Linked DNA regions of Mus musculus: region 1 is linked to region 2. A link is a loop called in an ENCODE intact Hi-C map of the cell type or tissue named here. Cell type or tissue: left cerebral cortex. All regions are shown on one strand. Links, peaks and the distances in the headings refer to the core of each region. The heading gives the core; the rest is flanking DNA. Region 1 holds the start of Tmem28 (transmembrane protein 28). Region 2 overlaps Eda (ectodysplasin-A).

Region 1 (8,328 bases), core at 133-8,132, 570 kb after region 2:
CAAGTCCACAGGAGCAATGCTTGCTGGAAAGAGGCACTTGCCACCCTTTCTCAAGGCCTTGAAGGGAGATGTTCTACACCAGGAGGTAACTGTCTCACTCTAGCCTACAGCCCCGAGCTCCAGAAAGTGTGACATCTACCTGGTCTCATTGTCACTTGACCTTTTGACCTTGCTGTTTTTTCTTTGCCCCCAAAGCAGGCCACCTGGCCAGGCAGGAAAAACAGGGAAGTAGATTCAGGCCCTAAAATGTGTATAGCCCCACCTACCTATTATTATACAGAGCAACCCTACTGAGGGTCAAGAAATTTCTCAACACTCAATTCTTTCCTAGGAAGGTCCCTTTTACAGTTACCTACTCTCTAATTTCGTCTAGACGCCCATCCCTAGCAGCCAGAAAGCCAGGTTTTCCTATCATCACCCTGGAGCACTGCGAGTTTTGTAATGCACCAACCTTCCATGGCCCTTCCAAGAGCTGATAAGCCCTGCTTTCCCAGCCTTCTTTCCTCAGAAGACTGAAGCCTACAGGTTCCCTCCTTATGAGAAGACAGGCATCCCTGGACTCCCCTACTTAGGATCTGGCCAGCAATCTCAGGTCATATAAGGTCAACAGTGTGGTCAGTGTACCCTGTCACCAGGCGTGGCCTGGCCTTTCATCAATTGGCAGGAACTAAAGGATGAGGATTAGGCAGTCAAATATTCTTCCCCCTGTCTTTTGAACACCCCCTAATCTTTCCACAGCCAGTCCCAGGGCTAATTCTAGTCCAGGAGTGGGGTTCAGAGCCAAACAGGAGACTGGGGAACACAGACTCTCCTGCTACCACTTTGCCAGCCAAGGGCCCCACTTCCCCCTCATACAGGAAGCAGTGTACCAGGAGGCTCCAGCCTTAAAATGTTCGAACCTTAAACTCACAGAAGTTGACCTGAATCTATCTCTGTAGCTCCCTCTCTAGGGAGGGGTACAGGGTGACACAGTACTACACTGGGAATGGTGGGAGCCGTAGGGGGGGGTGGGGGGTGGAGAGGGAGACCTTTATTTTTTTCTGGTCCCACTGACACAGAAACTACCTCTGGCCAGGCAGCTATTGTGGCGTAGGTCACCAATCCCTACCTTGCAGCCTTTCGTGCAGGACCGGATAGAGTACTCTTCTGCCTGTAAGTATTTATGCAGCACGAGGTCGAACTCATCATATTTTTCCTGAGCATGTCGATCCAGTCGCTGGTATGCCTCTATGCAATTGCTACATGCCTCCCAGGTCCCAGAGCCCGGGCTGGCCACTACGGCCAGTAGATCCCCCAGCAGGGTGTCCAAACTGCAGTCCAGGCTGTCGGGGCGGTCCATGCCAAGCAGCAAGTCCCAGACTGTGTAGGTGTCGCAAAAGGAGAGAGTGAAGTTCCGAAAGTGGCCTTTGAGCAAGTTTTTTTTGGCGGAGGGGAACTCCGGGGCACGGGAAGGGGAGTCAGGGGGCCGCAGAGGGGGAGCCGGGGTGGTCGGTTCGAAAAGTCTCTGCAAAGATTCCAATTTGGTGCAAGCTGCGTCCAGCCCGGTGGGCTCTGGGACGCCGTTGCAGACCGGCCCGGAGCCGGCTGCAGGGGCGGCTTTGGTCAGGTTGCTGTATCGCGGGCCGCAGGTGCCCGAGGACGCGCTGGGCTCGCCAGGCGACGGCGGCGGCGGCGGCAGCACCGCGCGAGGAGGTACCGGCTGCCGCTCGCGGCCGGCCCCCCAGGGCGGCCGCATGGCGCTGCTCAGCTCCCTGGCCCGGGGCCGGGCCCCCGCGCACAGCCACAGATGGTCAGCGAGCAGCACGGTGAAGAAGAGCAGGGACGCCAGGGACAGTCGCCATCGCTGCGCCCGCTCCGAATCGGCGCAAGGTTTGTCGCTCTGCCTGGGAGCCCAGCAGCAGCAGCAGCAGCAGATAGTCAGCGCGGCGGCGTCTTTCCCGGGCCACATCCAAGCGCCCCTGAACATATTTCAGGGGGGTCCGGGCTGGAGGGAGTAGGCAGGCGCGAGGCCGGACGGCCGTCTCGGGAGGGCGGGCTGCGCACCGCACCGCGCTCCTCAGCGCCGTCCAGGCTTTACCTCGGGGGCCGCATGGCTAGGCAGGCCGGCCGGCCCGGGGCCCCGCTCAGGCCGTTGTGGCGGGGCGCTCTCGGGCCGTCCCCGCGCCCCTCCCGCGCTCCCCTGCTGGCAGCCGGGGCGCCGCCGCCCGGCCCGCTAGGCGCAGCCCGGCGTCCCGGCGGGGGGCGGTGCGGGGCACTGGGGCGGTGGCGGCTGCGGCGGCGGCGCCGCACTCCTCATGGTGTCGGGCCCCTCCGCTACCCCGGGCTCCGCGCCACTTCACTCCGCGCCCCCGGCCCCCTGGCTCGCACTCTGCTCTGGCCGTCCGTCTCGGCTCGGCGCGGCTCTGCGCCCCTCAGCGCCGCCGTGCGGGCCCCGCCGCGCTCCACTCCGCTCCCCTCGCCCGCGCCGCTCCTCTCCCGCCCGTCTGCCCGCTGCCCGCTGCCCGCTCCGTGCAGCTCCCCGCCTCGCTCGTGCCCTCCTAGGCCGGCCGGCCGGTCCGCCGCCGGCCCTTCGGGCTTCCCTCGCGCTCTGGCAGTCCGCTGGGGCCGGTCCCGGGCCGGCTCCGCTCTGGCTCCGCACCCGCGGCTCCCGGAGTTCCGGCTCGGGCGGGCCACCTGGCTCCCCGCAGCGCCACAGACGCCGGACGCGGACGCCCGGCTTTACTTAGTGCGCCTCTCGCTTCCGCCTCTGCTTCGCCCCGCTGTGGCGGCCGCCCAAAGGCATGGCCCCGTGGCTCCCGCTGGCCATGCCCCCTCAGTCTGTCGCCATCTTCCGCTGTGCGGAGAACACCTTGAGAGCCCGTGTGCGAGTGTGTTTGGGGGGGAGCAGGGCGGAGAAAGAGGCACCGGGAGGAGGAGGGAGCGGGACTGGGGCCCCGACTGCGCCTGCGCCTCAGGACTCCCCCCTCCCCAACCCCAGCCCCCGCCGGCCGCAGCCTGTGCTGTTTGGGGATGTTTCCAGTCCACCCCCAACTCCATTCACTTCGGCGCCTCCGTTCACCCGACCGCTCCCCGTGTGCACACGCCACACGCAGAGTCCCAGGCCTGGCGCTCCCCCTCCCCCACCAAGCGACCGCTCGCCTCCCTTCCCAGGACCGCCCCTCGCTCCCCCCCGAGGGCTAAGGGACTTCTGAGGGTGATTCTAAGAAGCAGGGGGCATCTCCTTAGGTTCTTGCTACCTCTCTGGGTAGCCTCGCCCTCGTCCTCAGGACTAGGGGACACTAAAGCCGGTTGCGGATAGGACCGGTCCAGAGTCCCTAACTCCGCTAACGCTCTCACTGTCCTGCCTGAGGCCAAGACTGCCCCTGGTGCTGAAGGACAGCTCCCAGTTTAGCTGTAGAAGGGGACTGAGCTCTGAGTGCGTCCTGAGGGAGGCAAGGCAGTGCACTAAGACCGGTAGTAGTGGTGGGGTGTCGTTTTTGCCCTTAGGAAGATTTCCAGCAGCCTCCCCCCAAAACCCGTCCTAGCTTCCTGGCTCCCCCTACAGGCTGCTGAGAATAGCTGAGCGCCAGAGTTAGGGAAGCTGTGCCGGGTGGAACCATGCGCTCCTGGCTCTTAGAGTCACATGGCTCTAGGAACTCGGACATACAAATGTCCTGCCGCGCTACTAACCTTGTTTGGACTCCACAAACATCTCAGATTGCTCCTGTGGTATACTTCCTTTTTGCATTCCCTTTTTCCGCTGCAACTCTTCCGTAATAGTTTTGAACAAACTACTCTCCCAGGGATTTGTTACTAATCATAACAATGGAAAAAGAACCTTTATTGAACACACATAGAACTTGCTAGATACTGCACTTGGCACTTTAATTTGCTTTAGTCTTCTGATCTCATCAACCTTATGAGATAGATGTTAGCGTTGTCTTCATTTGCATGCGAGGAAGCTGAAATTTAGTGTCTTTAAACCGTCTCAGATAACCGGTGCATCCTGACAGAAACCCAGGGAGTCTGACCCTAGACCTCTCTACAGTGTCAGGAAGGCCTTAGAAAGATGAAGGAGTAGAAGACACAGGCCTGTCTTAAAGGAAACTACAGTTCTCCGAATACGGAAATGAGAATTATATACTGGCTAATGGAATTCATGGGTAGAGGATGTAGGTTCAAGTAACACTTCTAAACTGACCAGGCTTTGTGCCCTGAAAGAATCTGTTCTATGTTTTCTTCTTGACAGCATGAGGGAATGCCAAGGGCTAAATGAGATGGGTAGGGACTGTTAGCACTACTCAGTGCTAAATTGCAAAGGATGCTTGGAAATCTGAGTGTGGGGGATGGTGTAGCTGGTTACTAAAGAAATAGCAGAATTGGGTGGGTGAGTGAGGGCATTCCAGATAAAAGAAACAGGAGAGAAAATTTTTCAGGGGTAGAAAGTAGACATATATGTTTGTAAGTGTAATAGTTTTAGACTTTAGAGGCAAGGAAAAGCAAGCTATAGCAAAAAGGGGGGAAATGGTGAGACATTCAAGAGGCCTAGTCATTCATTATATTTAAGCACTCCCTGGACCAGCATAGGGTGTTGCAATTGTCCAGGTATAGCCTTGCTATGGAAGTGCTTACAGTTGAATTGGGGAAGCAGACATGTCACAGGAAGGAAGGGATTATAGCCTAATACAAAACAATGGTATCGATGAGAGATCTCCCTTCTATAGAGAGATGGACTGGTCGACTCTGAAAATTTCCTCGGAGACAATTTTGCCCATAGCCAGGTCAGGTGGCAAATATCTGCTTGAAAATGCATCAAATTCCATGCACTATACTAGGTACCAGTGATAGAGACCCAAGTACAATATGTGCCCTGGGGTAAAAAGAGGTTAGTTGAAGTGGTATGGGATAAGTGGGTCTTGGCTAAACAGAAAGTAGAGGAAGTGTGTATGAAGGCTGTCTCAGGAGAAGGGAAGTCATGTGTAAGGGTGTAGAATCGAAGACAGGAAAAGCCTGTTTAGAAACCTACAATGTAGTTTGCTGTGGCTAGGTGTAAAGTGGAACCAGTGCTAAAATGGAAGCTGAGCATTTGGCAGGGACCTAATCATGGGTCCCTGGATCTATAGAAGAGATTGGAAGATTCTTGAGAAAAGATACCATGACCAGGTTTGTATTTCCAAAGGATTGATTTAGCTAAGGCATGAAGACTGCATTGGAGGGGCCAAGACTGGAGGCAGGGAGATGGGTTGGGAGACTGTTTAGGACTGGACAATGGTAGCATCAGCTGAGGTGGGAGAAGAAATGATATAGGAGGAAAATGAAAGAGGTATAATTGAAAGGATCTAGGACTGACTTAAGAGTAAGGAGTGGAGACAGTTCTGTGAGAGAGGAAGGTGAAGCTAGAGATCTCCATTAGTGACACTAACAGGCCTCCTCCTGGCCACCTAGGGAGTCTTTGAAGAGCCATTCTTTATTTAGTCTTTGGAAGATTTCTGAGTTGTGTTTAACAAAGAAGGCTAGTATGCTTGGTTAAAAACTGATTGGCTGGCCCGCAATGATTGATACCCTTTCTCACCATTGGAAAGAGCAGCCTGCCTGGCCTAGGCTATCATCTCTGAGTACCTCTGGAGCATTCTGTGAGAAGTCATTCAGGCAAGACTCCCTCTTTAAGGTGAAATGTGTCTCACAGAGGCCCATTTATCACAGGAGTCCAATATCACAATGACTTGCCCACACAGCACCTGGCGCAAACAAAGGAGAAGTGGTAGCATGCTAGCAACCAGAGGAGGACCTCATTCTCACTCTAGATGACACTGGAAGTGAAATGGGGGTGTGGAAAGCCTTGGCCTCTGCTAGAACAAAGAAGCTAAGGTGAAAAGGGGGACTGGAGCGGCACACTCCTCTGTACCACTGCTAGGCTCCAGCCAAACTTCTCCCTAACTCTTGCTTTCCATCTGCACCCCAAGCAGAGACAAGGGGCTAAAGGCCAGTCTTGTCTGAGGGGGCATACACTACCCAGGAAGCACACATTCTAACTAGACCAGAGAGAAGACAACTTGGAGTAGAGGGAGAAGGGAAAGGAAGGTTTCCATGGTAAAATACTGACAATAGGAAGAAAACTAAGTGGGAACTCTTTAAAGATACCAGTGTGGATACACAGGAGGCCTTCTATTAAAGCCAGGTGTTTAAAAGTCACCGGCAAAAGCAGGAAGGAAGAGTGTGCAAGGAAGGGTGAATCTAAGAAGAATGACAAGATGGCTTAAGCACACCTTGAGTTAAAGGTTGTCAGGCTCTGACTGTATCCCATTGGGGGCACTGTCTATTCCAAGGTCTGAGGAATTTTTCTTCTATCTATAGCCCACACCTACACTAAGATGAGAAGGCTTAAAGTAAACCCAGCTTTCTCCAACTCCCTACTTGGAATACAGCATCAGTCTTTGCTACTGGTCTGAGTTTGTTCTCCTTTCCTGACCCTCTGCCTCATCCTCCACTTCTTCTAACTCACATCCTATACCCAAGTCCCAGCTTCATACCTACCTATATCCTAGCAAGACCCAAGCCTACCATCTACAGAAAGTACTGACCCTGAACCTTAGCCCCACTGCAGAAGGCTCCTGGCAGGCCCAATTGTATATGTATAGTTCTAAGTAGTCCTTTCTTTTGATTTAAAGAGTCATGGTTGTCCTTCATTTGGATCTTTAGCTTTTCTGTTATTACTCTGTTCCAGTTAGAGATTTCTTTGGCCACAAATAATAAGCAAATCTACAGTTGCAGCTTAAACAGATTCGTTTTCTTCATTTAACAAAACTTCCTTGATCTAGTGACACGGTGGCAGTTCAGTGGTATCTTTAATACACATTCCTTATTTTTTTATTTTTTATTAGGTACTTTCCTCATTTACATTTTCAATGCTATCCCAAAAGTCCCCCATACCCTCCCCCCTACTCCCCTACCCACCCACTCCCACTTTTTGGCCCTGGCATTCCCCTGTACTGGGGCATATAAAGTTTGCATTCCAATGGGCCTCTCTTTCCAGTGATGGCCGAATAGGCCATCTTTTGATACATATGCAGCTGGAGTCAAGAGCTCCGGGGTACTGGTTAGCTCATAATGTTGTTCCACCTATAGGGTTGCAGATCCCTTTAGCTCCTTGGGTACTTTCTCTAGCTCCTCCATTGGGAGCCCTGTGATCCATCCAATAGCTGACTGTGAGCATCCACTTCTGTGTTTGCTAGGCCCTGGCATAGTCTCACAAGAGACAGCTATATCTGGGTCCTTTCAGCAAAATCTTGCTAGTGTATGCAATGGTGTCAGCGTTTGGAGGCTGATTATAGGATGGATCCCTGGATATGGCAGTCTCTAGATGGTCTATCCTTTTGTCTCAGCTCCAATCTTTGTCTCTGTAACTCCTTCCATGGGTGTTTTGTTCCCAATTCTAAGAAGGGGCAAAGTGTCCACACTTTGGTCTTCGTTCTTCTTGAGTTTCATGTGTTTTGCAAATTGTAACTTATATCTTGGGTATTCTAAGTTTCTGGGCTAATATCCACTTATCAGTGAGTACATATCATTTGAGTTCTTTTGTGATTGGGTTACCTCACTCAGGATAATGCCCTCCAGGGTGAGGGCACATTCTTAAAACCCCAGTAAGTTGAGTGGATAAGCGCAGAGGATGATGCAGTTGAAGCTAGCCTGGACTTATAAAGATCCACCCCAACAGAAAGATCCTGGCCGTTCATCTCTACTATTCTTATTGTGGGCTTTCATTCACTTGCATTGTGCTTTAGGATCACAAGAAAGCTACTTCAGCTCTAGGCTTCTTGCCTGTATTCTAGAAAGGAGGAAAGGAACACACTGAATGGGAAGAACACTAAAGGCAAAGATCAGTTTACAGAGCCTTTGCTTTTTATATTCACACTGATATTCTGTATCCAGTAATATCCACCTACTCCTCTCTGACTGTGTTACATGGACATTTTGACCTGCAAAGGAAGCTGGGAAATCCGGTATTCTTTTGCTTAGCACATTGCTCCTCTGAACAATGGTGGTACTCTGTAAGTAAGGAAGAAGAGGAAAATCGTTATTGAGCTGAAAACTGGTAGCATCCTCCATGATTCTCAACTATCCACAGCTTGCCTGGACTGTTTTTCTTTTCCTTATAACTAAATTCTTCCATTACTTGGCTTTGATTGCTGCATGGGACTTTGTCCTAGTGAATATAGCTGGTTTGTTCCTCTAGCACAGGATAGAAGACACCTGCCTGGTTTAACAATAGCATATGTGAAAAAGACCTTGATTTGATTATAAAGTCAATGTGAGCCAACAGAGTGATGATGCTGCCAAAAAAGCTAATTG
Region 2 (8,328 bases), core at 186-8,185:
TCACAGTGTACTCTTCTGTCCTGCAGTCCTCTCCCAGACTCAGCACAGCTCGGCCCTTTCTCTTGCTGACTGAAGAAGCAGATCCTGAGAGATGGGGAGCTGGCCTATATAGTGAGACACTGGATGCAAATCCTAGGCACCTAACTTCATTCTGTGGCCAGGAGGAAGTATAGCCTATGGCCTGGCCTCATAGAGACTTTCTTAGCTCACATGGACTTCACTCCTAATCCTCTCCTGAGTCCAGACATTTAATCTTCATCCTTCATTACCTTTCGCCAGCACATCCCACCCTCAGCTCCAATTTTTCACCACTACTAAATGGAATTTAGTCTACAGGATATTGGGGTTATGCCCACAGTGCCCCATAGGAATGGGGACTGTCCTTCATTTGATACCTTAAATCACTTCATAAAAGTGACTCCACAGGCTCTTTGATTGGAAGTAACATATTTAAATGGCACATCATCTCCTGGGTCAGGACCAAGCAATGAACGGATACTCTGTGTGCCAGATTAGTGCTGGTTAACCCAACTTCTCTATTCATTTTTTTTTTCTTGAGAGCTGTTTGACAGTTGCATAGTCCTTCTGTTCATCTCCTTTTGCTGCCTACCTCCTGGTAACCCTGACCTCAAGGCCTATGTACTTGTAGCTCTGAGGAGAGCCCCGATGGAGGCACGCAATGAGGGATGGAAATGAATGGCCACTGGCAGACCTGTGGGGAATGGGCCCAGGACAGGAGAAGGACAAAAGTGGAGGGGAGCAAGGTCTGGGAGAATGACAGTAAGAAGGAGGTGACAACAACAGAAACAGACAGAAACAAATGGGAGAAAGAGGAAGGAAAGACAGTCAGAAATCTTCTTGAGGTAGAGAGAAGGTTCACAGGAGCACTGTTCATTATCATGCCCAAGCTAGCAGTATTGTGGGGAGGGGTCTCTGCAGCTCTGGAACTTAGTCTTAAAAACTTAGAGCAAGGTCAGGTTCGTCTGTGGAACCAAACAACTCAGAGGGGAAATGAGGGCCTTGGGTCCTGCAAGAGGGGATCAGACAGCAGGGTGTTGGAGAGGCCTCTTTACAGTTTTTCAGTGATAGTTTTCTAGGGGAAAAATGAAATGGGTTTATTGGTCTTCCCTCCCTTCAACTCCCTCCCAGTGTGAAATCGGCCACGCCTTTCCCCAGCACTGCGAGAAGTTAGCCATTGGATGGTTTTGGCTTGCTCCACAGTGCCCCTAGGTGGCCTGCACCATATCTGCACCCTGGATATAAGAAGAGTTAGGCCTAAGACCGTACTCACTTCTACCTGACTATAGATGAAGTAGGTGCCGTCCACCAGTACCTCCAGCTCCCCGCTGCGGGGATGTAGTTTAAACACCTTAGGGTTCATAGTGATGCGAGACCAGTCATTGAGCACTCCACCTGAAAGATCTCAGTATGAGAGAAGGGCAGTCACTCAGTACATGTCAAAATAATTCGGGCAACAGAAATAAATACCAACAGTAACCACCCCCCTCCCCATCAACCCTATCTAATACCAATGACCACAAAAGTTTCAAGGGCCAAGATTTTAAAAGAACATTTGGAAGCAGGAAAGGTGTACTGTTTGTAAAGTGGCTTCTAGGCTGGCCTGGGGACCTATGGACCTACGTATCAGTCTTTGTCCTTGCATTCTTGACCGTTCCATCAATAAAGCTCTTTACCTTCTAGTTGGAATCTGAGGTGGCGATGGTGAAAGAGGAGAGTAGGCACAGAACCATATTTTCTTTGTTGTTATGGTGACTGCACAGACAAAGTCCAGACACTGAGTGGCAGGCTAAGTCTTTGTATTCAATTTCACTTTGCTAGCAATATCACCCGAATTCCTCTCTTGTCTCAGAGGTTCCTGTGCTTTTGTCTCTTCTTAATAGATTCTTCTTTATGGCTCCTCCACACCCACTCCTTTCTGGGAAGCCTCCGAGGGCCCCAGGAAACCACTTAATCAAACAATCCATCTGTCTAGAGAACTAGTTGGTGATAATTCAGTATCAGGCTCCCCTGGCACTCAGACCCCATGGCAGCTGGGGATAGTGACCTCCGGTAACCAGGCCCCAGAGAGGGTGAGCTTTACAATGCTGGGGGAGAGCCTGCCAGGTTTCAGGAGACTGAATTGCCTAGGAGTTGAGGCAGCCTTGGCAAAGCCTTTGTTTTATATCCTTAATTCAGCTGGGGACGCTGGGGACAGAAGCATGAGAGGATGGAGGTATATTTCTCCTCTCATCCTGCAGATAGAAAGTTGCTCCTTCCTACAATAAGAAGAGGCAAACTAAGTTCACAGAGGCATTTTCTCTCAGCCATTTGTTCTTCACACAAAAACATTATGTTGTAAGCATCCATTCTTGGTCAGTCTCAGAAGGTCTGCCTCTCTGATGCATGGAGAAAAGAAAGCCATCTAAGTCCTGGCTCCAGTACTTCAGTGGACTGCTCTGCCTAGTGTCCTCTCACTGTGGCCTTGCTCCTCTTGTCTGCCTGTCAGCAGATACTACTACTGGGAATTTGCCTGCAGGGACTGGAAATTATCTTGCTCTTTTATGGTAGTGGGGGCAATTTGAACAGCTTCTGCTATAGAATGACCTCTAAGGCCACCACTTAGATACCCAAACAAATCTATTTTCTGTCTGACCACATTCCTCCAGGAAGGATGGTGACGATCGCCCACCTAAGACCCTGGGTCCTACAGTGCTTGGCCTCCCACAGGGCTGCTAGTGTTTTCCTCTTCCTCTACTCCGACTTGTACTTGCGAGGCTATTAGGCTGGGTATTCAAGTGACAGTCAAGGGAGTAGCTAAGCCCAATGGTGAGAGGAACTCAGCACAGGCACTTCAGGACTGACTGTGCTCTTAGAAGCTGTCCCCAAGTAGAGGTTTTGTAACCTTCCTTTACAGTGTCTGCTCACAGCCCCTCCCTTCCACTCCAAGCTCTGTAAGTAGCTGCTATGTTAGCTGGCTTGCTGCTTTCCAAGACTCCTGGGGGTTCATGCATTTTAGGCTTTGGGCACCCTGGAGACTGGACATTATTTAAAAGCGCTGTTCTTTAATGAATGTTCATGTCTCTTTGGGGGAAGAAAATGAACCAAATCATTCAGTGGAGTGTACACACACATCACTGGAGCAGCATAGCACAGCGCTGAGAGCTAGGAAGATATGGTTTTGAATCTCAGCTCCTAACTTCACTACAAAATCTTGGGCTACTTAAATTAAGTTCTCTGAGCTTTAGTTTCTGTTGCTGTTAAAAAAAACAAAACAAAACAAAACAAAGGAGCATTGCAACACCTACCTCATAGAGTGGTTGTGAAGGTTAAATAAAAAGAGAAACCATTTGGGAATTCTAAAGCACCACGCAAACACAAGGCTACAGTATGGTTTTCTTTGGTATTTCTAGTCTCTTTGGAACTCTGTCCCCCCATCTCATAAATGAGGGTATAACATAAAATCAGCATTTCTAAGCCCCGTTAACATGCTTTTGCTTTTGATAGACATTAGTGTCTCTTACTTCCTAGACACTAACATGTCCCCTCTCTGGGAGAAGCACTCTCTCCAGCCATTTTCTGTATAGAGCAATCAGACAAGATAATTTATTTAATATAGTTCTAACTTCCTTAGTTTCCACTGTGAAAGTGCTTATCAAATTACACATATTTCCATGGTGGCTGATATAAACATCAAAGCAGTCTAGGTAGATGGTTTCCCAAGTCCTTTTCAGATCCCGCATTAGTGGATTCAAAATGTAATTTAGGGGCTGAGGATGTAGTTCAAAGGTAGTATGTTTGGTTAGCATTCACGAGGCCCCGGGTTTGCCCTCTTATACTGCAAAAAGCAAAATTAAACGCAATTTGGGTGTAGCATCTGGTCTTGGTGCAAGCAGTTACTTCGGACAACCAGTAGAGGGCACGACGGAGTAGGAAATGCCCTTCTATGCCAAGGATATTCAGGGACTAGGGAGGAGTTAGGCTGGCTGATTATTTGGAGGCTGGGAATGAGGGAAGGGAGAAACTCCTAGGAGGGAGACATTCTACTTTGATTCTTACCATTTTTGACTTGAATTGCTGACCCTTGGCCCTGCAGATGCACCACAGCTGGCTGAGAAGATGAGAAGAAGAGAGTCACTATAATGACTGCTTGCCGTGTCATGCAGTCCTGTGTTTTTACCTCTGGCTTCTAGACTTTGTAGCCCATTTCTGGCCCCCTCCCTCTGTCTTGAGCTATCCCTAGCTCTATTTCTCCTAAAACATAGTAAGAGCTCTACGTCTTCACTCCGACCTCAGCCAAGTGGGAGGCTGCTGAGCTTTACCTCCCCCAACTGTAAAGCGGGAACTATAGGACTCTCTGCTGGTCACTCTCACAGTGTGAGATCTAATAAGGCAGTGAATATAAAATTGCCTACAAAAACGTAAGGCCTGTGCAACTCTGTAGATTTATCATTGTGACCAAATAACTGTAGTGAGGCTAGTTGCTGGGAGGAGCAAGGTAAGGAGGCTAGGCAGTAGAACCTGCCAAAAGACACAGATTGGAAAACTCAAGGACTAGGAAGGAACCTATAAGGCCATTAAGGGGGAAGCCCAGGCTGGCCTCAGCCTACAGCTAGTTGGCTGCTTTTCATGGACACACAAACTCTCAGCTTCAGATTCTAGGCAGCTTCAGGCATCTGAGGTGGCTTGGAAGTCAGAGGCCTAGGTATATATACACATGCACACACACACACACACACACACACACACACACACACACACACACACACATATGCCTGACAGGCAGGTTATTTCTATGGACTATTGGATCTGGCTGCCATGACCCTCTGTCACTCACGAAATGAGTAAAATGGTCCAGGCAAGACTTGTGTTCCTTTAGCTAAAAGCACATCCTTAGGGCGAACCTTTCCAATTCATAGGTATCGGCAACGGCTGCCCGTGAAAACCTCAGACCCTCCAGTACGACATCAAATAAAGCCTCTGGGAATCTCATAGGCAAAGGACTTCAAGGTGACCCCAAGCCTGAGGCCATCCCTCCTCCCCAGGAAGACAGTAATCCCCAGCCAACCTGATTTTCCCGAGTTCCAGTTTTATCAGCAGCACCTGCAAAATAGGATGGGGCAGTCAGAGTGCTGTGCTCTTTTCTACTTCCCTTTCCCATTTCAGCAGCCAGGGCTCCAGAGCCTGGATTCCACAGCCAGCCCTGTAGGAATTTCCTTCTCCAGGCCTTACAGCTGGAGGGAGTCATAGTACAACATGGGGCTGTTGATGGGAGAGAGTATCCCCTCCTTCCCATTCCTGTCCCTACCGACCATCTTCTTCAGAGGGTCTAGATCCCAGCAGGGAAGTTGGCCTCTGGCCAATATTGGCTCAAGGCAAGCCCCATTGAGCACCCACAGAGAGGAAAGAGAGGCTATGTGTGTCATTGTATGTCCTTAAAACAATGGCACTTGCTTTTCTAGCTCTTTGTTCTCTTCTTACTGATTTCACAAGAGCCACTGTCATTTATAAAGATCTTGTTTCTTTAAGTGTGTCTCTTTGACTCTAGGAAATAAACTCTATGAGAACAGGGACCACTTAGCAATGTATCTCTTTGTACACAGAAATTGTTCAATTAATATTTGTGGAATGATTGGGTTTAAAAAAAAACTTTTATCTCTTGTGGCCATGGTAACACTGCTGAGCCTGTTTGAATTACAAGTGAAAGAATCTGAATCCTGCTGCTGAATTCTTAGACCTGGGGAAATTAAGTTTAAGAAAACCTCAAGATAGAGGAGGGGAGCAGGAGAAAAATGTAACAAGTAGCATGAGTTCAGGCCGTCTTCCTCCTGTCAACTCTAATTAGGTAGGATTGGATCTGCAGCTATACCTGTTGCATGCCCCACTGGGCGCTAGGAGAAAAAGGCAAAGGGATGGAATGGCATTTAAACGAGCAGCATGGTTATTTAAGGGTCTAGTGTGAGACACATTTGGCTTAGGGACAGGGTGGTCTTGGTGTCTGGTTTTGTTAGACACAGCTTGAGTGATTCATACATTTCTAACCACTCGACTAGAAGGGGCTATTTCTACACCACTAGGCAAGGAGTCTCAAAGTACATGGAAAGACATTATAATAGGGTTGTCATTTTGTCCAGTCCCCAACATTCCTCCCACAAACTATTTCCATGCAAATGTCATGTGGTACTCTATGCTGGAAATCAGAGTAAGCCAAATCTATATCTACAGGAACTCCAGTGAATGGCTGGGACCTCTTTCTCATACCTCTGTTTTTGGCTCATATGAGCTTATTGGCTCACTATATGAAGGACTAGAGCCAAAGATGGAATGGGATGGAAGGATTGGCATGGGGCAAGAACAGATGGCCTGTCTGGCGCAGCTTGAACTCAACAAGACTTAGAGCAGGCCAGACACTATCAGAGCTTGTTCACTTTCCACCTCTACACTAGACTAGGGATTTCTTACTGCACATTGCCACTGTTTGAAAATTCTCTGAAGATTATCTGTTTCTACTCTACAAAAGCAATGAAAAGTTTTCTAAGGGGTGGGAGACAGAAGAACTCACCAGAAGGTCCTTGGAGGCCAGGGGGTCCTTGAGGACCAGGAGGGCCAGGTGGGCCAGGTGGTCCCATAACAGTTGTTCCTGGAATCCCAGGAATTCCTGGAATCCCTGGAGGTCCCTGGGGTCCCGGAGGTCCTGGAGGTCCTGGGGGGCCGTTGGGCCCAGGTGGCCCTGCCTTCTTTCCTAAAACACAGGATTCAGTGTTATATTTGGAGTTAGTTACTGTCAAGACTGTATAGTCAGGAGTATAATTTCAGGGAGTTCTAGAGACTTCAATGACACCAAGTCAGCCATCTAGTTTTTGCTGAAGAGCTGGACATGCTTATAATCCCTTTTCTGCACCATATTTCCAAATAGATTAGAGGACACAGAAATAAACAGTTCTCAAGGAGCCCAGCATAGTAGGGAAAATGTTCTAAGATATTAAGAGTGCCACATTAATGAGGCAGACCAAATGCTGAAACAGGTCAGGCAAGACTTCAAAAAGGAGGTTCTGATCTGAGTCCAAAGGACTATTAGAAACTCAGACTTAGGGGTCACTTCATGATTCTTTTTAGAATTTGATTATCATTGGTAATACTATCATTGGCATCATTGGCAGGACTTCATTTAGCTGTTCAATTGCACAGACTTGCTACTATTAACCAAAGGATAGTGGAAGTCTGATCTCAGGAACACCATCAGCTCCAGGAAGATTTGTCAGGAGTCAGATGTGCAGGACATGGGGATGGATAGGGGCAGCACTGGCTGAAAAGAGGAGTGGGAAGGAGTTTTGGAAATGGAGGTGGAGAGATAGGGTGAGAGACTGAAGATATCAAGAAACAACAGAAAAGAAGGAATCACAGGCAGAGAGAGACACCTGACAGAGGCGGCAGGCTCTGCTTTCTCAGCTGACCTCTCTAAACTCTATTTTTAAAGATCACTGAGAACAGAAATTTTGCAAACTCTCTTGGTTACATGTTCCAGAGTTGATCACCCCTCACTGCTCACGGTTAGGAAGTTCTTTGGTATATTTAACTGTGGCCGTTTGAAATTTTATTCTATTTTTTGAGTAGCTAGAGAAGACTAGTTAGCACCATGTACATAAAACTTCATATGCTCAAAGATATTAGGTTACCTATCAATTTCTATCATTGCAGGCCAAACAATCCACCTTCCCCGAGATTTTCTTTAGAGGCTGTATTTTCAAATGCACTACTATTTATCCTGTCTACCAACCTTTCCTCCTTTCTCTCTCACTGTCTTTCCAGAACAATCTCAGCCCTCCCATTTCATATTCTAGTCCTTCTAACAGTTCCTCTAGGCTGTAGTCATGGTAAGTGGATCATAACTGTTCCTCCTATAGACTTGTTCTCTTTTGAGCAGACTAACCAAAGGACTATAGGTGGTCATGGGTAGGCTTCTTTCTCTAAGTTCTCCTGTCTTAGAATTTTAATGGGAGTCCCAGGATTGGAAATCTTTTACAATGTTCTCTCCTGAGACAGTTTCTCAATTTCAAATATAAATTTCTTTACCTTTTGTCTTAAGAGTTTCTACAGTAAACATCATGACCAAAAACAACGTAGGAAAGAAGGTGCGGTCTTGTTTGTTTTGTTTCCTTTTTGCTTATATACACTGAGTCACAGTCCTTTGAGGGAAGACAAAGTAGCAGCGCAAGGCAGGAACCTGGACGTAGGAACCGAAGCCGAGAATACAGAGGAAGACTTCTCACTGGCTTGCTCCCCATGGCTTGTTCAGCCTGCTTTCTTATACAACCACCTGCCCAGGGGGTG

What was found. A loop is a pair of places that touch in the nucleus more often than their neighbours do. Peaks named below come from ENCODE experiments on the same cell type or tissue, not always from the same donor. Only the 100,000 strongest peaks of a DNase experiment are listed, where the experiment ranks them.
Region 1: it touches region 2 in a loop (4-fold over the local background); 7 of 42 quality-filtered maps call a loop at or near these places.

The regions. Positions count from the first base shown.
Region 1 is chrX:99,814,707-99,823,034 of GRCm38, reverse strand. It overlaps Tmem28 (transmembrane protein 28), which reads right to left and starts at 2,871. Exons shown (of 3, transcript NM_001081283.2): 1 at 1,109-2,871. The coding sequence starts at 1,966. In left cerebral cortex, for the core only: a CTCF peak has its summit at 3,545 (motif pointing left); DNase peaks (open chromatin) are centred at 1,975, 2,882 and 3,484; H3K4me3 peaks cover 3,240 bases; H3K27ac peaks cover 735 bases.
Region 2 is chrX:100,388,113-100,396,440 of GRCm38, reverse strand. Eda (ectodysplasin-A) reads right to left here. Exons shown (of 8, transcript NM_001177937.1): 4 at 6,560-6,739; 5 at 5,066-5,100; 6 at 4,057-4,108; 7 at 1,298-1,422. Among named protein-coding and RNA genes, the nearest start is that of Mir676, 11 kb to the right of the region's middle. In left cerebral cortex, for the core only: CTCF peaks have their summits at 1,219 and 3,908 (motif pointing right); DNase peaks (open chromatin) are centred at 1,233, 1,852 and 3,988.